2 separate regions of the Homo sapiens genome follow, and region 2 is linked to region 1. The links are chromatin loops, found by intact Hi-C in ENCODE. Cell type or tissue: PC-3. All regions are shown on one strand. Each heading gives the region's core, and the rest is flanking DNA. Links, peaks and the distances in the headings are about the cores only. Region 1 overlaps ATP13A3 (ATPase 13A3). Region 2 has its middle 40 kb from the start of ATP13A3-DT.

What was found. Hi-C counts contacts between places; a loop is a spot of excess contacts. Peaks named below come from ENCODE experiments on the same cell type or tissue, not always from the same donor. Only the 100,000 strongest peaks of a DNase experiment are listed, where the experiment ranks them.
Region 2: a loop joins it to region 1, with 5 times the contacts of the local background. A loop is called at or near these places in 23 of 110 quality-filtered maps.

The regions. Positions count from the first base shown.
Region 1 is chr3:194,464,991-194,477,223 of GRCh38, reverse strand. All of the region lies in intron 2 of ATP13A3 (ATPase 13A3), which reads left to right. Among named protein-coding and RNA genes, the nearest start is that of ATP13A3, 16 kb to the left of the region's middle. In PC-3, for the core only: a CTCF peak has its summit at 4,739; a DNase peak (open chromatin) is centred at 4,733.
Region 2 is chr3:194,521,055-194,533,287 of GRCh38, reverse strand. No RefSeq gene overlaps it. Among named protein-coding and RNA genes, the nearest start is that of ATP13A3-DT, 40 kb to the right of the region's middle. RefSeq lists an enhancer at 12,214-12,233. In PC-3, for the core only: no CTCF peak of the experiment used is centred there; a DNase peak (open chromatin) is centred at 5,937; H3K4me3 peaks cover 594 bases; H3K27ac peaks cover 1,610 bases.

The DNA.
Region 1 (12,233 bases), core at 1,453-9,452:
AGGAGATGGAAGGGACAATCAAAGCTTAGTAGCTTGAGCTGGTCCTGGAAGAGCAAGTAGGAGCTCTTTAGCCAGACTAAGAGAAGGGCATTCTTGGCAGAAGGAATATTCTATATAAAGAAGTGGAGTCAGGGAACAGTAGGGCTCTTTGAAGAACTACAGATTGTGTTCTAAATGAATGACATGTAAGGTTTGTAAGGGGCGAGTGATAACCACTGATGAATGGCAGATGGTGTTGACAACTAGGCGGGGCCAGAGTCTGTAGGATCTTACATGTCTTGCAATCAGTTTTGACTTTGACCTTGGAACCCAGTTGAGGCTCCCTTCCGCCCCAGTTCCTCATGGCAGGGAAATACATCATGTTGTGCGTTGTAAGACTTCAAAACTTTGCTAGTGAGAGGCCTGCTTAATATTATTTAATCTAGTTCAATTTAATTGTTTTGAAAAAAAAAAAAAACAACAACTTACTTTGAAGGTACTCTTTTACCAGTTTGGGAATTGCTACTACAGACAACGGGAAGCTACTGAAGTTTTATGTAGAGAGGGAAATGGTCATATCTGGCTGCATACAGACTTGAATGAGGGAGACGAGGGCTCAGGACCTGAATCAAGGCAAAGCTGATGGAGATAGGCATGGTGAGGTGGATTTGAGAAGGGTAGTCAAAAGATGAGTGGCCGGTTGGATGTAGGTGTGAGATAGGAAGAGTTCGAAGGTGACTTCTAAATTCCTGGCTTGGCTTTTTAGGCAACTCATACTCATTAAAGGAGTAGGGGGAATTGGTGGTGGCTGGGTGGTGGGGCAGATTTTTTGGAAGAAAGAGAAAATGAACCTATTGAGTGTTAGCTGTCTGCAAACATGTAGTTGAATCTGTGGGTCTGAAGCACATGAGAGATTAGTGCTGAAAATGTGAATTGGTAGTTGCCATCGCGATGGTCCAGTAGTGCCACCCCTGATGAGATTGTTACAAAGAGAAGAGCCTGAGGAATATTAATAGGAAAATTAAGAAGCGGGCAGAGGAAATGGAGGCTTGGTAACCTGGCTACCTGCCCAGCAACCCAGGCTAGTGTAATGTGAACTGCAGCTCAGCAGAGTTGTAAGAGGTAAAATGGGCATTTGTGGGCTATCTTAGGAATCTAGACACTATTTTCCTTATGGAGAAATGCATTTCAAGTACATGTGGAGTAAGAATTGGTTTTTAAATGAATTTTGTTCCTTGAAAGATGGTGCTGCCTACGTGTCATTCCTTAAATTTGTTGGTAAGGCTTTTTGATGTAAAGTCACCCCATGCTTGACTTTCTGGTGAAAATGAAAAATACTAATCTTGGTTAAGTGAAGATGATTTTTTCCTGGTTTTGAAAGGCAGTATTCTGGTAAGTAAGAGTAGATAATGCCCATCAAAGTGTTGTGTAAACTAAATATTCCCATACAGGCGTCACTATTGTGGTTGTTATAGTGCCTAAATACATTGATTGTGGGGTGTGTCTGTGTGCGTGTGTGTGTGTATGTGGTTTTTTTTAAATCCTGGATAGTGGCATACAGGACAGTCATAGGAGGTTAGAAAGTTAACATTTTTATGATGGTTGTGCTGTGAATAAGGTGATTAACTTCTTCAATAGCAACTTATATTACTGTATTTTTGAAGTATTTGTTGAATGTAAATGTTACGGCCTTTGCATTGTCTATGCTGGGTTAGCGTGGGTAGGTTTCAGATTAGACAAAGGACTCAAGTAGAAAAACCCAAATTCATGTAACTTAAAGTTGACCCAAGTACCTATGAGTTACATTTATACATTTGCAGGATTTTACTTTTTGTACAGAATAGCTTCCTAGTGATTTTGTGCTTCTTTGTGGTTGGATTTTTCAAATCAGAATCTGGAAGAGTGAAATATGAATCATTCTGTAGTGTATGTAGATCATGAGGAAAACTAATTTTGCTTTGTTTCAAATTGCACAGTAATTCTGAAGTGAACCATACAGAAGTAATGAAAAAAATTATTTTTAGGTTTGCTATCAGTAAGAAAAAACAAACATTTCTGAGGTTTATATGTTTTTAACACACTGAAGACTTGGAGGTATAACCTCTGGAAAATTTTCTTCCACTCTTCTTTTTTTCTTCTCTACTCTTCCCTATTCCTATATTATTCCCTAGCATCCCCTTTTTCTCATCCTAGCTTTTCCTCTCCACCGTGCTGCGCTATTTCAGTATCTTTCTATGCAGAACGTTACTTTTTGTTGTATTATGCAACTACAGTGTAATCTTTTTGAATACTTTAATTAGTAATTTAAACTCAACATAGTCTTAGCAACAGTGCACGTTACTTAGCTGGCATGACCATAGTCTGAGCGGTGTGGCCAGTGTGAAGCATGAGTGTGCAGTGAGCACCGCATCACAGCAGCCACTTGCCGGCAGCAGCTGTAAGGTTGTATCTAAGCAGTGTCTTGATTTTAGCTATGGTAAAATGAGAATTCATGAATGTTTAAATTTCAGAGACCATCTTTAATTTGATGACTGAAATGTCAGCAGTTATTTGAGATTTTTATTAATAGCATTACAGTTTCAAATGAATAGTTGTTAATTTGCATTATAATGGAAGACATTAATTTACATATTACTCAACAAAAACTTTACCTTAACTCTGAACTAAAAAGTATAATTTTTAGTTTGGGGGAATTAGGCTTATTTATCATTTGGTTTGTTTACACAAGCTGTTATTGAAACTCTTGATTTGTCAATTTCTATTATATTAAGTGCCCATGCCACACGATTTCTTTTCTGCTTATTTTAACATACTCCTATTTCCAGCTGCTTGGAAGGCCAAGGTGGGAGGATCCCTTGAGCCCAGGTGTTTGAGACCAGCCTGGCAAGATGAAGAGACCTCATCTTTATGGGGGAATTGGGGGAATTAGTTAGGTGTGGTGGCTCAGGCCTGCAGCCCCTTCCTGCTCAAGGGAGCATCCCTTGAGCTGAGGAGTTGAGGTTGTGGTCAGCTGTGACGGTGCCACTGTCTTCCAGCCTGGGTGACAGAGTGAGACCCCATCTCTTAAAAAAACCCGAAAAACTCTTTTATTTGTTCTAACTAGGTGTTTTTGCTTTTAAATACCCACTGTCACCCCCCAAAGGAAAGAAAGCACAAAACTTTTATACTCTACTTCATAAATCTAAAGATGCAGAGGAATTTGAAGAAACCGTTAATGGTAGCCTCTGCCTTGCAATACAAGATGATGTTAACAGTTTGGTGTGTATCTTACACCTTTCTGTTTGGTCTTTTAAAAACACATATCCACAGAGTTATTTGGTTGCTATAAAAATAGTGTATTAGACATATTCCTTTTTTCCTGTTTTTATATATTACATAGCTCTATCTTGGTTTCTACACATAGATTTAACTCATTCTCCTTAATTCCATAAATTATTCATCTATTCTTCTATTGATGGACGTTCAGGTGGGTTCTAGGTTTTTTCCCCCTGCTGCAAACAGTGCTGCAATATACATGTTTTGTTCCTATGTACCTATATATGTATTTGTCATAGATTTTAAAAACTGGGATTGTTGGATCAAAGTGTATAGGTTTTAAATTTAAATATCTTCTGAGATCAGATGAGATTGGCACGTTCAAGGTGGTATGGCCATAGACAAAATTTAAGTATCTTGTCAATTGGTTTTTTAAAAAGGTAGGACAGATTCACTCCTAAGACCAATATATAAGGTTGCTCCTTGTCAGGTTTTTTTTTTTTCACCAATTTAATGGGCAAATAATGTCTTACCATATAATTTTATACTTTAAATACATCGTCTTGTTCTGTAATAGGTTCATTTGCTCTTTGTTATTGTTCTCTTCCTTGCTTTACAACTTTGCAAGATTCCTAAATTCTACTTTCAGACTAGAATGTACAGGGAGTATTAATATAGCTGTCTCTCTCCGCCCCATTATCATTTGTTTTGTGTTTTATTGCGTACATTAATTTTTTGTTGAGACACATGAATGCAGGGCATCTTTTAGAAAGGCAATTCTGCTTTCCATGTCACGATCTCCACTGGTACTAAAATATATAATTTCTCATTGAAATTTCAACTTTTATTTTAGATTCAGGGAATACCTGTGCAGGTTTGTTACATGGATCATATTGTGTGATGCTAAGATTTGGGGTATGATTAATCCCATCAACCAGGTAGTAAGCAGAGTACCCAATAGGTACCCTTGCCCCACCCCTTCCTTCATCTAGTCATTGCCAGTGTCCATTGTTCCCCATCTTTATGTCTATGTATATCCAATGTTTAGATCCCACTTACAAGTGAGAACATATAGTATTTGGTTTTCTGTTTCTGCATTAATTCGAATGCTTAGATAATGGCCTCCAGCTGCATCCGTGTTACTGCAAAAGACATAATTTTATTATTTTTTATGGCTGCATAGTATTCCATAGTGTATGTGTGCCACATTTTCTTTATGCAATCCACTGTTGGTGGATGCCTAGGTTGATTCCATGTCTTTGCTATTGTGAATAGTGCTGTGATGAACATATGAGTGCATGTGTCTTTTTTGTAGAACGATTTATTTTCCTTTGGATATATACCTAGTAATGGGATTGCTGGGTTGAATAGTAGTTCTGTTTTTAGTTCTTTGAGATAATTTCTCATCTTTAATCATTCTTGATCACTTCAGATAACTGCAGCAGTTCTATTTCTTAAGTCTTGTTGTAACTCAGCCTTTTCTCCTTACTAATGTTGGAACATCCCCTAGTGGTGAAAGAGTGTACCAGCAGGCCATATACAAAGGCTATGCTTGTGTAGCTCAAAACCTTTTTGGTTGATACTTATTGTAGAAATTATTCTATCTGCCTTATTTTAGTGGAGAAGAAGTTGAGACCAGCGTGAAGGAACTTGCATCATAGTTCATGTTGAATTAATTGTTATTTAAGGAAAAGTTAAGGTTGACTGTGTTTTTTTTTTGGCTACTGTGCAACAAAACTTTTATTAACATTTTGAACAGGTTCAGCTACTACTGAAACTGGTCATTTCTAAATTTAAATTGGGGCAAATGGCTACGGTGCAGAGTTAATGTCGTCATTGGGCACTGCGAAAAGGAGACTGAAGAACTGACAGCCATTCCTCAGATGGCGTCGAGGTGCAGGGTTGACTCTGGATGTTGTAATCAGAAAGAGTGTTGGTTGCCTGCAGCAATCAGCTGGTTGCCTGCAGAAGTGAGCCTCTTCTGGTCAGGGGGCATACTTTTTTACTCTGAATCTTGGCCTTTACATTCTCAGTGGTGTCACTGGGCTCCTCCTCCAGGCTGAAGGTCAGGGTCTTCACAGAGATTTGCATTTTGTTCTGTTAAGTGAAGTCAAAGATACTGCAAATTGCTAGTCACCTCCAGCCACCTGAAGGCCACTACACTGTTGCTCGACAAAGCCAGCCACTGAATCTAAAGTGACTCTTGTGCTGTTTTCATTTATGTTTGTTTGTTTTGGGGATGAAGTTGTAAATCCTACTGTTGTAATGTAGTAAAGAACCTGGCATAAGATGCACACTTAATACTTAGATGAATTAGTTTGATAAAAATAATTTAGGGCTGGGCGTGGTAGCTCACGCCTGTAATCCCAGCACTTTGGGAGGCTGAGGTGGGCAGATTGCTTGAGTCCAGGAGTTTGAGACCATCCTGGGCAATATAGTGAAACCCCATCTCTATAAAAGCACAACAAATTTGCTGGGCGTGATGGTACACACCTGTGGTCCCAGCTACTCAGGAGGCCGAGGCAAGAGAATTGCTTGAACCCGGAAGGCAGAGGTTGCAGTGAGCTAAGATTGTGCCACTGCATTCCAGCCTGGGAGACAGAGCAAGATGCTGTCTCAAATTTTCTTTTTCTTTTCTTTTCTTTTTTTTTTTTTTTTTTTTTTTAGAATTTGCTGCTACTTAACGCTGTATTATAGGCACATGCTTTTTCAGCTGGGCCAAAATGTAGAGGAGATAGAAATAAATCTAATTAATAGAAGTATACTTGTTAAAGGAGCTTTCAGAATGACAACTTTCTCTTGCCTGGGGTAAGATGCAGGCAAAGAGAATGGTCTGATAGAGCACCATGATGTGCTTCAAAGGTTCCTACAAGTTTAGAACTCAGGGTTGGCCATGCATTGTAGAATTAGAAGTTTAGGCATATATTCAATCAACTATTCAGTCTTCCTTCGGGAAGGCATTCAAAAGGCACTAGTGTCTCTTCCTCACTCCCACCCAGCCCAGAGGTAGCCATTGTCACCAATTTATTGATGTATTCGCCTTTTTGATTATCTCAGGAGTAGGTGCCAGTTTTCTCTCTAAGCCATTTTACTTCTGCCAGTTCTGAATATTCAGTCTGGGACTTATCACTGTTTCCTGTTGCCTGCCGCAGCATTTTTCATCGTAGATAGTAGTAATGTTTTGAAATCTATCTAGCAATCATAAGAGTCTTAAAATTCTTAACCTTGAATGTGGAATTTTAAAAAGTTACATACTTTTTAACAATTTAGGGGAAAGTATGAAAGTTTTAAGAACATAGTAGCTTGAATAATTGAAATAGAAAATCTCTCAGTGACGTAAGTGGACATTTTGAGAATGCAAACTGTTTTATTACATTGCATATAAATGATATTTTGCACATTTTTTTTTATAAAGAGAGAGTAAAATGCACGTATCATTTGTCAGTCCAAAGGTAATGTCCCCCTTTTTGCCAAATACTATACAATTAGACAAAACTCTGTAGGATTTCTCTGAATAAAAGGGTTGATTTTGTTTTTTAAATAGAGTATATGATAAAAGCGATAAAGTACCTATGCAAGAATTAATGGTATAGTGTAGGCTAAACTCTTCTTCATATTGATCCTAATACAGGTAATTATGTTATCTTTCCTAATTATAGCTTATTTTGTTATAGCTATCACATTGTTTTGTAACATACAAAAAAGTATAATTATACAAAGACTCCACTTTACAAATGTAAATACAGTCTTGGTTTGGTGTATATTGGATACAATGGTCTTCCTTAAGCCTAAACACAGAAACAAAAGCATATTATAAGAGAAAGTCCAAGATGGGAAGTGATAAAGTGGGTATTGAGTAGAGCTTTGTTAAAATTTAGCTGGTATCCTTGTAAAATTTCCATGTATTCATTAAATTATATTATGTCATTCTTATTTTTAGGAGCTGACTTGAAGTTTTAAGTTTTGCCCTCATAAAGAATTGTCACAATTTGGTTATTACAGTTGGATGATTCTGATTTTTTAAAAATTCTTTTTGTATATATTTGTATAGGTATTAAAATTGAAATTGTTCAATGACTAAAGTTAAGGCTTTAAACGTATTGGGGCATATTTTATTTCAACAGCAAAAAGTAGAACTGATTTTGAACTGGACAAGGTTATCTTCTCAGTTACTGTAAATTTTACAAGTTTGAGAATAAAATAATATTTAGAATGCTAGCTGTGCTGTTTATATTTCAAGATCATTAAAGCACTCTTGGCTTGTGTGGTCTTTAAAGATGGGTTTATCAAATATTTATTTAACATTGGTAGGTATGTGTAATTCTCAGAAAAAAAATCTAGGACTGCAAAACAAAGCGGGATAATTCCTTCTCTCATTCAACAATACAAGGTGTCACAGAAATCTCAGTGAAGTTTTAATTTTTAAAACTCCAGAATTATATATGTTATAAACTTAAACACCATTGAGAAATTCAGTTACTGGAATTTCTTTTATACTTATTTATTTTTGTGAGTTTTTTTTTCTTTTTTGAGACAGAGTCTCACTCTGTTCCCAGGCCGGAGTGCAGTGGTGTGATCTCTGCTCATTGCAACCCTCCGCCTCCTGGGTTCAAGCAATTCTCCTGCCTCAGCCTCTCCCTAGTAACTAGGATTACAGATATGCACCACCACACCTGCCTAATTTTTGTATTTTTAGTAGAGATGGGGTTTCACTATGTTGGCTGGACTGGTCTCAAACTCCTGGCCTCATGTGATCCTCCTGCCTTGGCCTCTCAAAGTGCTGGGATTATAGGCGTGAGCCACTGCACCCAGCTGTGAATTTTGAATGATGCGCTTTTTTTTTTTTGGTGTGTGTGTGTGATGGAGTCTTGCTCTGTCATGCTGGCTGGAGTGCAGTGGCGCAGTCTTGGCTTACTGCAACCTCCACCTCCAGGTTCAAACGATTCTCCTGCCTCAGCCTCCTAAGTAGCCAGGATTACAGGCGCATGCTACCTTGCCTGGCTCATTTTTGTATTTTTAGTAGAGATGGGGTTTCACCATGCTGACCACGCTGGTCTCAAACTCCTGACCTCAGGCATTCCACCCGCCTCGGTGAATAATGCATTTTTAATTTTAGTTTTTTACTTCAGTACTGCTGAAGATGGCAAATACTGACTGAAGGAAAAAATTAAATTAAAAATGTATTATTCAAAATTGCTTTGCCTGAACTTTTACTTGATTACAGGTCGTTATTTAAATCACTTCGTGAAATTACCTACTTTGGAATTGTAGGCACGTACATAGACTATCCTTAAAAAAATTCAACACTCTCCACACTCACTATTATAATATTGTTACAACTCTTGAGAAACTCAGGTTTGAAGCAAAGATGTCTTTGAGGTTTGGAGATTTCTGTGTCTGAAAACAACTGATCTTGTTTTAAGGAATGAAATCTGACTAACTTTTAGCATGGTATAGGATAAATAGTATACTTTAATTGTTTGTAGTAATTACATAATGTGAAAAAATAAGTAAACTTTCAAAAATTGGCATATTTAATGTAGTGAGATTTTTTTTCCCAGTAGCTTCACTTTGTCCCATACTGTTTTTTTTTTTTTTTTTTTAAACTCACACAGCAAATCAAGTTTATTATAAATTCAAGGAAGGGTTTGGTTAAGCACAATAGCCTATAAGCTCCTTGCTATTTAGATAACATCAAGACTCAGGCATGCACTGTGGAATTGGAACTTCGGTGAGCTAACTAGCTAGGATTTATTCAAATAATAGGAGCTCTACGAGTGACAGATGGCAGAAGGGCACATCTTCTGAAAACTTACTAAAAATTGGTGAATTACAAAATTCTAAATTTTAATACCTTAATCATTTTGAAAGCAGTTCAGACAGAACCGAAACAGAAATATTTGGCATAAAATTCCAAATTTTTATGCTTAGTTTTATTTTTATTATTAAAAGCCAGCTTTTGAAAGCTGTGCAAATATCAGGAATTGGGAAGAATGATGATATAGTGCTACTGGTAAGAAAAATTTCTTCAATTTGTTTTCTCTGATATCGAATTTGACTTGGTTAAAAAACGTGTGCTCCAGCAGTCCAGAAAAGTTATATTTCTGTAAGTAATGGGTTTATCAATTTGGTATTAATGCTTCAAATGTCTGATTAGATATATAGTAGAATTGTATTTAATATGTATTTTTATCTTGATAAGCAGTGTATTTTAAATATGTTTATGTGGTTTTTTATCCTCTCAGTCATTGAAATAATCAGGGCTTTTACTTATGTACATTTAAAATTTAAATATGTTTTTAACATACATATGTTCTAAATGTAAGAGCTGTTGGAGTTGTCGCATTGGAGTTGACTAAAAGTTTATGTGAAAAGTGAATTCTTGGGTAATTTCCTTTGAGGTGTATAATATATTCAAAGTGAATAATTAATTGGAGGTTTTTAGAGCAACTTTTTATTTGAATTGTTTATTTTTAGCACTTTGGTAAAATTTGCTAAGACTTAATTTGCTTTAAAAAACAACTACGTTTTAGAGAAATTACACTCATAAAAAGAGTAATGGTGTAATATGGTTAAAAAATTGTATTTTGAAAAGTATGAAAATAGATTGCTATAGGCAGTGAACTGCCTATAATAAGCTCATTTAAAAATAATTAATTGGAAGAGTTCTTTATGTGGTCTAACTGTAGAAGATGAAGTGAAAAATATTATTATGCTGAACTAAGGTGAATGAACTCCTTCTATAGATGGAGAAAAAGTTTTAAATAGTTAAAAGTACATGGGCTTAATGAAAACATTGGATTTTAACGGCAGTTCCTTTCTAAAGTTATAAAACATGCTTATTCATCTATTTATACATACATTCTACATTGAAAAATTTGGATTTACAGGAGTGGGAAGTCTGTAGGTTTGTGGGAAATTGATGAAAGACAAGGGTGAAGAAGAGTAAGATTCAAAAACCAACAGAAGTTTGGTGAATTGAGTTTATGGATAATACCTGGCACATAGTAGATTGAGTCAGTGGACTTTTGAGTCAGTGCCCCAGAGGCAGAGTCCTTAATATTCGTGGCCCTCTGTGCCAGAAATAAATGTCTTCTGAAAGTTTTCTTCTGTCTAAAAGCTTCAGATGGGTGGGAATTAATTTTTAAATTTTTTATTTTTATTTTTTTAGTGATGGAGTCTCACTGTTCTGCCCAGGCTGGACTCAAACTTTTGGGCTCAAGTGGTTCTCTCATTTCAGCCTCCTGAGTAGCTGAGACTATAGGCATGCACCACTGCACCCAGCTGTTTAATTTTTAATTTTCTGAAAACCTTTTCTATTATCAACAATTTCTACACATTAAAAAGTAGAAAGACTAGTATAATGGACTCTCATGTATCCATTCACTCAGCTTTTAACTTTGCTTTAGCAGTTATCAAACTCATGGCCATCCCCTGGTCAATAAAGATGGGTTTTTTAATTTAAAAAATTTTAATTTTGAAGTAACTTTAAACCTACAAAAAAGTTGGTGTATCAGTGTCAAGTTGCTTATTAAGTTCCTTGATTAGTCTTCTGATACTTGCAGAATCTTTTGTGGTATATCTGCTTATTACTGATACTGGTAATTTGCATCTCTCCTCCCCGTTTTCTTTCATTTTGATGAGTCGAGGTAGCAGTTAACAATTTTATGGATTTCAAAGAACCAGCCTTTTTGGTTTCAGTGACGTTTCCTCTTTCTGTTTTTTTATTTCATTGATTTTTTTCTCTGAATTTTATTTCCCTATAGCGGTTACTCTGGGAGTAATTTGCTATTCTTTCTCTGCTTTTCTTAAGGTGGAAGCTGAGGTCATGACCTTTCTTCTCTCAGATACTGGAATTTAGTGCTATAAATTTTTTTCTAAGTACTGTTTTAGTGGCATGTTACACATTTCAATATATCATTTTTATTCAGTTCAGAATACTTTGTATTTTCCACTTTGATGACTTTGACCCATTGGTGTTTTAAAAGTTTATAATTTTTTTTTTTTTGAGGTGGAGCCTCACTGTGTTGCCTAGGCTGGAGTGCAGTGGCGTGATCTTGGCTCACTGTAGCTTCCGCCTCTGGGATTCAAGCGATTCTCCTGCCTCACCCTCCTGAGTAGCTGGGACTACAGGCATGCACCACCACCCCTGGCTAATTTTTGTGTGTGTGTGTGTGTGTGTGTTTTTAGTAGAGATGGGGTTTCACCATGTTGGCCAGGCTGGTCTTGAACTTTTGGCCTCAGGTGATCTGCCCGCACCAGCCTCCCAAAGAGCTGGGATTACAAACGTGAGCCTGCGCCTAGATTTATTTACTTGAAAACAGTTGTATTATTTCAGGTCTTATGTTTAAGCTTTGTTAGGCAGTACCAGAGCAGTTTTTGTTTGAGGCAAATTTTATCCCGCTAACTAAAGCAAAAACCCGAATACCCTTCCTGATTCCTTGTGGCTAATGGGGTTTTCCATTGTGGTTGGTAAAAATGGGTACGATTCCCAGCCTTTTGTGAGCCCTGGTGGTTTAATTCCCTTAATCATTTTGGGTGGTTCTTTCCCTGGCCTTCGGTAGTTTCTTCACACACAAGTGCTGAGCGGTACGCAGCTGAAGGCTTGAGGGAGTCCATCTTGCAGGTCAGTCGTGTTCTTAGTGGGTCAGACTCTCTTCTGGTGATCTGACCAGCAAACCTCATTGCTTTGGTGCTTCCCCAGACTTCCAGTTTCATCTCCCAAACTCAGGGAAACTGCTGGGCTCCCTCTGAGTTCCCTGTCCTCCCTTTTTTTGTGACCTGTAAAGTGTTTTCCATCAGTAAACTGGGACAGTTGTAGGGCTTACCTAGTTTGTTTTTTTAATCTCTCAATTATCAGTTTTCTTCATTGCCTGATGTCCAGTTCCTTGAAAACCATTATGTATTTTGTTGTTGCTTTAGGGCAGAAGGGCAAATATGATCCCTTTTGTCTCAACTTGGTTGGAAGCAGAAGTCTCCATATGAGAATGTGAAGTAAT
Region 2 (12,233 bases), core at 1,383-9,382, 56 kb before region 1:
CTCTAAACTCTTGGAATTTCCTGAGTGTTAAGGGTGTCTTTGTTATTTGATGGGCCCTTGGAACTACACCTGATATTTTATGCTATAACATGTTGGGGGTGGCCATGGCAGGAAGACCAACTATCTGATAAGACGGTTGGAGCTGGGGGACACATGGTATCAGCTCAACCTCTAGGGAACAGGGGGCGGGAGATTGAGTACAACCACATGGGCTCAACCAATCGTGTTTGTAAGAAAACCTCAATAAAATCTCTGGGCACCAGAGCTCAGGTAAGTTTCCCTGGTTGGGAATACTCTGAACAGACTATCACACATCAGTGCTGGTAGGAAAACACTTTCCTGAAGATAGTGGCAGTTTCATGTTTGCAACCCTCCCAGACTTCACCCTACGTGTCTCTTCCTTTGTCTGGTTCTAATTTATATCCCATTGCTATAATAAAGCTGCAGTGGTACACACAGCACTTTCCTGAGTTCTGTGAGTCATTCTAGCAAAGTACCAAATCTGAGAGTGGTTTTAGGAAGCCGCAAACTCGCAGTTGGTGTCTGAAGTCAGGGCAATCTTATAGGGATTGTTCCGTCTGACTGTGTGGTTTGGGTAACTCCTTACAGATACCAAGGCAATTCACTGAGAAAATGGACTCTTTTGCACATGTCATACTGTAATTATTGATATCCATATGTAAAGAAATGAGCCTCAACCCTTACCTCATAGTATCTGCAAAAACTAACTTGAAATGAAAAGTAGACCGGAATGTAAGAACTAGAACTAGAACTTTTCTAGAATAAAATACAGAAGAACGTCTTTGTGACCCTGGGTTGGGCATATATTAATATATTAAATAGACCACAAAAAGGAAAATATGATGACTAGGTCTTCATAAAAATTTTAAAAATTTGCTCTTCAAATAATACTGTTAAGAAAATGAAAAGGCAAGTCTGGGGTAAAATATCGGCAAAATATGTATCTGTCAAAGTATTTGTATCAAGAATATAAAAAGAATTATTTGGCGGGTGTGGTACCTCATGCTTGTAATCCTAGCACTTTGGGAGGCTGAGGCAGGAGGATCACTTGGATAGTCATTCTAGCAAAGTACCAAACCTGAGGGTGGTTTCAGGAAACCCCCAAATTTGCACACTTACAAACTTGTAAAAAAATCCAATTAGAAAACGGGTAAAAGACATGAACAGACATTTCCTGAAGAAGCTATACAGATGGCAAATAAGCACATGAAAAGAGTTCAACATCATTAGCCATTAGGGAAATACAAAATAAAGCCACAGTGAAATATTATTTTGCATTTTGCATGTAGCATAATAATATTTTTTATTTTAGGCTGGGCACGGTGGCTCATGCCTGTAATCCCAGCACTTTCGGAGGCTGAGGTAGGCAGATCACCTGAGGTCAGGAGTTCGAGACCAGCCTGGCCAACATGGTGAAACCCCGTCTGTACTAGAAATACCAAAAAAAAAAAAAAAAGTTAAAAAGATATTTTTTATTTTTGCCTAGCAGAATGGCTAAAATGAAAAATAATGACAACACCAAATGCTGGCAAAGATGTAGAGAAACTGGGCCACAAAAATTGCTGGTAGGAATGTGAAATGATACAACCACTCTGGGAAAAGGTTTAGCAGTTTTTAAAAATAAAACCGTGCGGGCTGGGCGTGATGGCTCACACCTGTAATCCCAGCACTTTGGGAGGCTGAAGCGGGTGGATCACGAGGTCAGGAGATCGAGACCATCCCGGCTAACACAATGAAACCCTGTCTCTACTAAAAGTACAAAAAAATTAGCCAGGCGTGGTGGCGCGCGCCTGTAGTCCCATCTACTCGGGAGGCTGAGGTAGGAGAATTGCCTGAACCCAGGAGGCGGAGGTTGCAGTGAGCCGAGATCTCGCCACTGCACTCCAGCTTGGGTGACAGAGGGAGAATCCGTCTCAATAAATAAATAAATAAATAAATAAATAAATAAATAAAACTGCATGAAACTACCATACAACCCACAGTTGCTCTCCTGGGCATTTATCTCAGAGAAAAGAAAACTTACATTCACACCAATTGTTCATAGCGACTTTATTCATAATAGCCAAAAACCAAGTCATGGTATATGCACAGGACGGAACACTACTCAGCAATAAACAGGAGCAAGCTATTGGTGTGTGTGTGTGTGTGTGTGTGTGTGTGTATATGTAATGAATCTCATATGTAATGAATCCCTAGGGAATTAGGCTGAGTGAAAATAGCCAATCTTTACAAATTGTATATTGTATATTGTATGCTTACATTTATCTATATTACACTCTTGAAATGACAAAATTATGGAGAAGAGACTAATAGTTGCCAGGAGCTGGGGGCGGGGAAAGAGGTGAGTGTGGCTATAAAAGGGCAACACAAGGGGTCCCAGTGATGATGGAACTGCTCTGTGTCTTGACTTCATCAATGTCAACAGCCTGGTTGTGATATGTTACTATACTTTACAAGATGTTACCACTGGGGGAAGCTGGATCAAGGGATCTCTCTTTTTTTCTTTTCTTCCATAAGTAAGGAAACAATCTCTGTATTATTTCTTATAATGTGAATCTATAATTATTTCAAAATAAAAAGTTAAATTAAATAAATCTGTACACAAATGTTTATAGTGGTTTTATTCATACTCATTAAAAACTGGAATCAATCCAAATGCCCAAGAACTGGTAAATGAATATATAAAATGTAGTAAAACCTTACAGTGAAATGCTACTCAGCAATAATAAAGAATGAACCACTGATATGTAAAACACGAATGAATCTCAAAAGCTTCATGCTATGTGAAAGGAGTCAGACTCAAGACTATCTACTATATAATTCCATTTATGTGAAGTGCTAAAAAAAAGTCCAAAATCTTAGTTATAAAAAGCAGATTAGTGGTTGCCAGGAGGCAGAGGGTAGGGGTGTAGAATGACTGAAAAATGTTTCAAGGTAATTTTTTGGGGGTAATGAAAATATCCTATCAATTTCATGATTGTGGTAGTGACTATATGATGGTATATTTGTTAAAACTCATTTATTGTGCACTTAACATTGGTGAATTTTATTGCATTTAAATTGTACCTCAATAAAGTTGACCCCAAAATTGGGCTAATAAATTTAGACTATTTTGCGACTTGCTTTTTCATTTAACTATATGTTGTGGACTTCTGGCTTCCAGACAGAGAGCTTTACCTCCTTTTTAATAGTTCCATAGTCTTTCATTGTATGGATGCAGCACAATCCCACAATTAATTTAATTAATCTTTCCTTGATGAGCATTTCTGCTGTTTCCAATTTTTTATTCTTTTTTAAATTTATTTATTTTTTTTGAGACGGAGTCTCGCTCTGTCACCCAACCTAGAGTGCAGTGACATGATCTTGGCTCACCGCAACCTCTGCCTCACAGGTTCAAGTGATTCTTCTGTCTTAGCCTCCCGAGTGGCTGAGATTACAGGTGTGCGCCACCATGCCCACCTAATTTTTGTATTTTTAGTAGAGACGCGGTTTCACCATGTTGGCCAGGTTGGTTTCAAACTCCTGACCTCAGGTGATCCACCCACCTCAGCCTCTCAAAATTTTTTATTCTTACAAGTAATGTGATGGTTAACCTTTTCATGTATCTTTGTATACCAGAGAAATTGTTTTTATTGAATAGACTTCTAAAAGTGATATTTCTCGGTTTAAGGATATATGTAATTAAAATTTTTGGCCGGGTGTGGTGGCTCACGCCTGTATTCCCAGCACTCTGGGAGGCTGAGGCGGGCAGATCACCTGAGGTCAGATGTTGGAGACCAGCCTGGCCAAGATGGTGAAACCCCATCGCTACTAAAAAAATACAAAAATTAGCTGGGCATGGTGGCATGTGCCTGTAATCCCAGCTATGCAGGAGGCTGAGACAGGAGAATCGCTTGAACCTGGGAGGCAGAGGCTGCAGTGACCAAGATTGCGCCACTGCACTCCAGCCTGGGTGACAAAGCAAGACTCTGTCTCCAATAAATAAATAAATAAATAAATAAATAAATAACATTTTCGTGTGAAGCACCAAAATGCCTGACAAAATAAGGTTGTGTCAACTTGCACTGTGATCAATAGTGAATGAGTCCTGTGGCTATTTCTAAGGCATTCTTTCTAACCTTATTTACTTGTTCCTTTTCCCACAGCCTTTTCATCCAGTTGACGTTTTTCTTTTCACAGCTCTCTGTAGGATTTCTGTAGCTCCAAACCTTGACTGTTGATGCTTTGTTAGGGCCTGTAGAATGACCTCGTTATTTGAGGATCATTCGATCAAAAAGGAGCACATATGATGGTGGAGAGACAGACATGAAAAGCAATTACTATATAGCATGAAAAATGACAAGAGACTTGTATATTACATATACTGATAATAATGATGAAAGAGAAGATGATGTTGTTGCTGATAATAGCTAAAAATTATTTAGCACTTACTATATGCCAGGAAGAAGTCAAAGAACTGTATAGACATTAATTCATTTCATTCCCACAACAACCCTCGGAGGTAGAAATTATTACAATTTTCCCCATTTGGCCGAGCGCAGTGGCTCATGCCTGTAATCCCAGTACTTTGGGAGGCCAAGGCAGGCAGATCACTTGAGGTCAGGAGTTCGAGATCAGCCTGGCCAACATGGTGGAATCCTATCTCTACTAAAAATACAAAAAAATTAGCAGCGTGTGGTGGTGTGCACTTGTAATTCCAGCTGCTCGGGAGGGAGGCAGGAGAATTGCTTGAGCCCGGGGAGGCAGAGGTTGCAGTGAGCCAAAATCGTACCACTGCACTCCAGCCTGGGTGACAGAGCAAGACCGTCTCATAAAACAAACAAACAAACAAAAATTGCACCATTATACAAACCCCTTGGCTGGGCATTGAAAAATGAGTAGGAGTTAATTAGGTGAAGAAAGGGCATGGATTAGGCCACGCGGTGGCTCATGCCTTTAATCCCAGCACTTTGGGAGACCGAGGTGGGTGGATCACTTGAGGCCAGGAGTTGAAGACCAGCCTGGCCAACACGGTGAAACCCCATATCTACTAAAAATACAAAAATTAGCCAGACCTGATTGCAGATACTTGTAATCCCACAGCTACTCAGGTGGCTGAGGCACGAAGATCACTTGAACCCGGGAGGCAGAGGTTGCAGTGAGCTGTGATGGCACCATTGCACTCCATCCTGGGCAATAGAGTAAGACTCTCAAAAGAAAGAGAAGGGCGGGGGTAGGGGTGTGGAGAGAGAGGGAAGGAAGGCGGGGGGAGAGGGAAAGAATGGAAGCAAGGAAGGAAAGAAGGAAGGAAGAAAAGAACAAAAGAAGGAAAGAACAGAAGAAAGAAAGAAAAAGAAAGAAAGAAAGAGAAAGAAAGAGAAAAGAAAGAAGGAAGAAAGGAAGAGAAGGGGAGGGGAGGGGAGGGGAAGGGAGGGAAGGGAAGGAGGAAGGAAGGAAGGGCATGGATTAAATGGAATCCTAGGAAGAATGAAAAAATGAAAAATGTTTAGTGTGTACAGGCTGGGCATAATGGCTCACACCTGTAATCCCAGAACTTTGAGAGGCCGAGGTGGGTGGATCACTTGAGGTCAGGGTTCGAGACCAGCCTGGCCAACATGGTGAAACCCCATCTCTACTAAAAATACAAAAATTAGTCAGGCATGGTGGTACACACCTGTAGTCCCAGCTACTTGGGAGGCTGAGGCAGGAGAATAGCTTGAACCCAGGAGGCAGGGGTTGCAATGAGCCGAAATGGCGTCAGTGCACTTGGCCTCCAAAAAAAAAAAAAAAAGGAAGAAAAAAAACGGAAGAAAAGTGTGTACAAAGGCACACTTTGTATGATAAAACAAAGTGCATTCAGATGTCCTGTGAGTAATTTCAGATGGCTGACATCCAGAGGGAACTAGGGGACAGGAGAAGAAGAAGCTGGAGCAAGCTCATGAGTAAGTGGACGTGAATGTTTCTCATTTCCTCTTGCTAAGTGCTTTCTCACACACTACGCATTTTGCTGGCGCAATCTTACTAATTTGTACTTTCTGATGAAGTCCAGGGGAAGACTTCTCGTTAGGAAGTAATTCCCAGATTGAGATGCAAATGTTGAGAAGAGTCAACCAGACAGAAGAGGAGATGAGTGTTCCGGCAGAGGAAGCTGTGTGAGGTGTCATGGCTGCAATTTTTCTTTCTTTCTTTCTTTCTTTCTTTCTTTCTTTCTTTCTTTCTTTCTTTCTTTCTTTCTTTCTTTCTTTCTTCTTTTCTTTCTTTCTCTTTCTTTCTTTCTCTTTCTTTCTTTTTTTCTTTCTTTCTTCCTTCCTTCCTTCCTTCCTTCTTTCTTTCCTTTCTTTCTTTCTTTTTTTTTTTTTTTGAGACAGGGTCACTGCCCTGTCACCCAAGCTAGAGTGCAGTAGGGCGATCTGGGCTCACTGCAACCCCCACCTCCTGGGTTCAAGCGATTCTCCTGCCTCAGCCTCCCGAGAAGCTGGGATTACAGGCGTGCACCACCACAACTGGCTAATTTTTGTATTTTAGTAGAGATGGGGTTTCACCGTGTTGGTCAGGCTGGTCTGGAACTACTGACCTCAGGTGATCCGCCCGCTTCGGCCTCCCAAAGTGCTGGGATTACAGGTGTGATGAGCCACTGTGCTTGGCCCATGGAATTTCTAAGGAACTGGCTGGTATTGAGGATGGCTAGGTATAAAATGTAAAGGGGGAGGAGACACAAATGAGGCCAAATAGGGTGGCAAAGACCAATCCATGTAGGCCACATTAAGGAGTTCAAACATTATGGTGGTTATAAAACCAATCAATGAAAAAGAAATGACCAAATATCCCCTCTAGGCAGGCCATGCTCCGGGGGCAAAGAAGATACAATGATGCGCAATATGATCCTAGCCTTCCAGAGGGCAAAGAAGATACAATGATGCGCAATATGATCCTAGCCTTCCAGAGGGCAAAGAAGATACAATGATGTGCAATATGAGCCTAGCCTTCGAGAAGCATACAGACTAGCTGGGAAGGTAAAACATGAGCAAACATAAGGAAGGTGATCAATGGTTACTAGCCACATATAACAAGAGATAAATGTGAAATGTTGGAGTTTACAAGAGAGAAAGACAACTGGTTGGGTAAGAGGCAGGGACAGTGGTAGGGAGAAGGGACAGGAGTGGGGCCTTAAAGAATGGGTACACTAGGCCAGGCACAGTGGTTCACGCCTATAATCCCAGCACTTTGGGAGGCCGAGGCAGGTGGATCACCTGAGGTCAGGAGTTTCAGACTGGCCTGACCAACATGGAGAAACTCCATCTCTACTAAAAAAACAAAAGTTAGCCAGGCGTGGTGGTGCATGCCTGTAATCCCAGCTACTCGGGAGGCTGAGGCAGGAGAATTGTTTGAACCTGGGAGGCGGAGGTTGTGGTGAGCTGAGATCGCGCCACTGCACTCCAGCCTGGGTGACAGAGTGAGATTCCGTCTCAAAAAAAAAAAAAAAAAAAGAAAAAGAAAAAGAAAAGAAAGAGTTCTCAGTGAACACTTAGTGTTTCTCATTATTTTGCACCTCTTCTATTGAATGTAGTCATTCTCCTTTGTTAGGTCAGGAACCCATGAGAGCATCTGACTGAAAAATCACAGACCATCACCCTATCCAAAAATGCATATATGGGCCAGGGGTGGTGGCTCATGCCTGTAATCCCAACACTTTGGGAGGCCAAGGCAGGCAGATCACTTGAGGTCAGGAGTTTGAGACCAGCCTGCCAACGTGGTGAAACCCCATCTCTGCCAAAAATATAAAAAATTAGCCGGGTGTGGTGGCACACACCTGTAATCCCATCTACTCAGGAGGCTGACATAGGAGAATCGCTTGAACCTGGGAGGTGGAGGTTGCAGTGAGCTGAGATCATGCCACTGCACTCCAGCCTGGGTAGCAGAGCAAGACTCTGTCTCAAAAAAAAATGTATATAGGTACACATGTATATGTACCATTTTGCAACATCAGGATGCTGAAACTTCATAGGTGGCTGAAACTTGCAGTCTTCAGGTTGAGAATTCCTGTCCCTCTGTGTCCAGCAGACAAGTGCTACCTGAAGGCCATGACGAATTGAGACAAAATTCTAACACTGCTACGTTATTGAGAGAAAGGATGAGAAGGTATGAAACAAATTTTAATGATGAATTTTTGTGGATTTTTGAAATGCATAAATGGGATGATTAATAATAACAAAAAAGCTCTGTTTATATCATCATAAAACACACTATAAATCTACGGGATTCAGTCTCCACTTGTATATCATCTGACACAGAGCTGAAGGTGGAGGAGAAAGGTTAACCCTTCTCATTCCCTTCCCCACCCCACATACAGTTGGCCTTTTCTGGTCAGGTTTCCGAGGCAGTAAGCATTTTTTTGAGCGCCTACAATGTGCCAGACACTGTTCTGGGCACCTGGGTAGAAAGAAAGATCTTGAAGACTCTTGCCCTGTAGGGAAGTTTATAGCTTGGGGAACAGTGGAGGAAGAACAGAAAAAAAATCACACTAATATTTAATTACTTAAAAAAATTGTTTTTTCAAGGCTGGGTGCGGTGGCTCATGCCTGTAATCCCAGCGCTTTGGGAGGCCAAGGCTGGCAGATCACCTGAGGTCAGGAGTTTGAGACCAGCCTGGCCAACGTGGTGAAACCCCGTCTCTACTAAAAATACAAAAATCAGCCGGGCATGGTCGCATGCACCTGTAATTCCAGATACTCGGGAGGCTGAGATAGGAGAATCGCTTGAACCCAGGAGGTGGAGCTTGCAGTGAGCCGAGTTTGCGCCACGTCACTCCAGCCTGGGTGACAGAGCAAGACTCTGTCTCAAAAAAAAAAAAAGTTTTTAAAACAGAGGCAGGGTCTTGCTATGTCGCCCAGACTGGTCGCCAACTCCTGGACTCGAGTGATCCTCCCGCCTTGGCCTCCCAAAGTGCTGGGATTACAGGCCTGAGCCACTGTGCCTGGTTCAAATCACACCAATAAAAGGGGTCAAAGGATGTGTTCAAATAGACTTGTGGAAAAGCTGAGGCAAAAAGAGGAGGTACTAATTTTGCCTGGAGGCAGAACTAGAAAAGAGCCCTGAAAAATGGGGAGGAGGGGCAAGATTCAGGAAGTATTCCAGGCGGGGAAGCTTCTTTTTCCCCTTTTAGCCATAGGAAGATAGAATTCCTGGGTCCCTCTTCCTGCCTCCACTAGTCTTGTCACCTGAGTTCCATACCAGCTATTTCAAAAAGAGAAAAGGCCCAAGGGTGTACAACCTTCCCTCCAGCAATAAGTAAAGGTGGTTACTATGTGCGAGGAGCTCTGCCAAGCATTGCCCAACTGTTACCTTTAATTCATACAACGGAACGGTGGTGTGTACTGTCACCATTTTCCTGAGAAAATTGGGTTTCAGAGCTAGAACTTGTCTCTTGTCACACAGTTATGGAGTGGCTAAGCCAGAACTGAAGCCGAGTCGACCTGACTTCAAAATTCACCTTCTGGCCAGGCATGGCGGCTCACACCTGTAATCCATCCCAGCACTTTGGGTGGCCTAGGCAGGGGAATCACTTGAGTCCAGGAGTTTGAGACTAGACCGGGCAACATGGCGAGACCCTGTCTCTACAAAAAAATGGAAAACTTAGCTGGGCATGGTAGCGCGAACCTGTAGTCCCAGCTATTCAGGAGTTGGGAAGATCTCTTGAGCCTGGGAGGTTGAGGCTGCAGTAAGCTGAGATGGCACCGTTGCACTGCAGCCCAGGTAGTCTGGGCACCACAGCAAGACCCTGTGTCCAAAAAAAAAGAGAGAGAAAGTCTTTATTTTGTTTGTTTAGCTTTTCTGTGGCTTCAGTCTTTAGTTTCCTTTTTGTTTATTTATTTATTTATTTATTTCACTATGGAAAATTTCTAACATAAAAGGAGACAGAATGGTATCATAAACTTCCACGATTCTATCACCTAGGTTCAATAATTAAGAATTCGGCCAGGCGCAGTGGCTCACACCTGTAATCCCTGCACTTTGGGAGGCCAAGGTGGGCAGATCACCTGAGGTCAGGAGTTCGAGACCAGCTTGGCCAACATGGTGAAACCCCGTCTCTACTAAAAACAAAAAATTAGCCAGGTGTGGTAGCACACGCCTGTAGTCCCAGCTACTTGGGAGGGTGAGGCAGGAGAATTGCTTGAGCCCGGGAGGCAGAGGTTGCAGTGAGCCGAGATCGCACCACTGCACCCCAGCCTGGGTGACAGAGCGAGATTCCATCTCAAAAAAAAAAAAAAAAAAAAAAAAGAATTCATGGCTAATCTTATTTTATGACTAATCCCTTCCTGGATTATTCTGAAGCAAATCATATCATGGCATCATTTTCACCCATAGACTTCAGTATGCCTCTTGGATCCCTTTTACTTGATAAGTTCCTCCTGCTTGTAATGTATTTGTTGAAGAAGCTGGGTCATTTATCTCATGGAATTTCTCACCATCTGAGTTTTGGCGACTGCATTCAGCAGTATCATTTAACACGTTCCCTGTCCTTGGCATTTCCTGTAAACTAGTAGTTGGATTTAGAGTAGTGACCAGACAGGTTAGTGATTTTTGGCAAGACTACTTCATGACTGTTTCTCATCGGGAGGCACTCATGTATTTGTCTTTTGACCGTCATTGATGATCAAAGTCCAGGCCTGTTAATTTACTAAAGATGGCAAAATGGTGATATTGTAATCCTTCTAGTCTTTCTCTGTTTAATAGCTGTAATACATCCAAAAAAGGTTTCCCTGATCGTCTATGCAGTTAACATAAGCTATATTTGTCACTGGAAAGGTAATATAAATGCTTCTCTCTCTTTATTTGCCAATTTTCAAAATAACAAATGGATCCCTAGCACCCACCAAAAGTGACCAATAGATTTAATTTTTAAAAAGCATGAATTCATGGTTTTAAACATTTGATGAGCTTCAATTCATCACAGTTATAATTCTTATTGATGCTCAGATTATCTTATTCTTTGGTTAGTGGGGGCCTCTTCAAGTTGACTGAGTCTGTTTTTTTGTTTTTGTTTTTGTTTTTTTTTTAAGGGAGGGGGTTACTATGTTGCCCAGTCTGGACTGGAACTCCTGGGCTCAAGCCATCCTCCAGCCTCATGCTCCTGCCTCATCCTCCTGAGTAGCTAGGACTATAGGCAACTAAGTCTTTGTGATATTTTCTTTTTTTTAAACAGGGTATCGTTCTGTCACACAGGCTGGAATGCAGTGGTGCAATCATGGCTCAAGGGACCCTCAAACTCCTGGTATCAAGCGATCCTCCTGCCTCAGGCTGCAGAGTAGCTGAGACCATAGGTGCATGTTACCATGCCTGGTTAATTTTTCAATTTTTTGTAGAAATGGGGGTCTCACTATATTTCAGACTGGTTTCAGACTCCTGGGCTCAAGCAATCTGCCCTCCTTAGCCTCCCAAAGTGCTGGGATTATAGGCATGAGCCACTGCAATAATTTTGGTGATTGCAACCAGCAGTATGATTTAACATGTTCTCTGTCCTTGACATTTCCTGTAAACTAGAAGTTGGATTTAGAGTAGTTGATCAGATTTAGGTTAGGGATTTTGGCAAGACTACTTCATGACTAATGTTTTTCATCAGGAGGCACATAATATCTGGTATTTGCCTTGTGAAATCACCCTATTGTTCTTGATAAATGCTTGATTATCAGGTGTATAATATGATGTTCCAGGCTCATCTTGTACATTTCTTTCCCAGGAGCCCAGATCTGGAATCAGCCATTTTTCTAAGGAGCCCTGCTTTCTTTTAGTAAATGGCATTTAGAGATCATATTCTGTGTGCAAGAAATGCTTGCTTTTGAATTGATGATGGTTTCTAGAAAGAATTTTTTACAAGCAAATACTTTATGGATTCTTACTAATAGTTCTATTTCAAATTTAGGTAAGACTAAAGTGTTTCTACTTAACTTTATTGATCTTATATCCATACCTGGGATGTAAAACATCCCACTTTTCAAAACAACATAATTACTCATTGCTTTATCCTATAATACATGCAAAACAGTCTTACCAACTGTATTAGTCCATTTTCATGCTGCTGATAAAGACATATGCAAGACTGGAAAGAAAAAAAGGTTTAATGAACTTACAGTCCCACATGGCTGGGACGGCCTCACAATCATTGTGGAAGGCAAGGAGGAGTAAGTCACATCTTACATGAATGGCAGCAGGCAAGAGAGACAGCTTGTACAGGG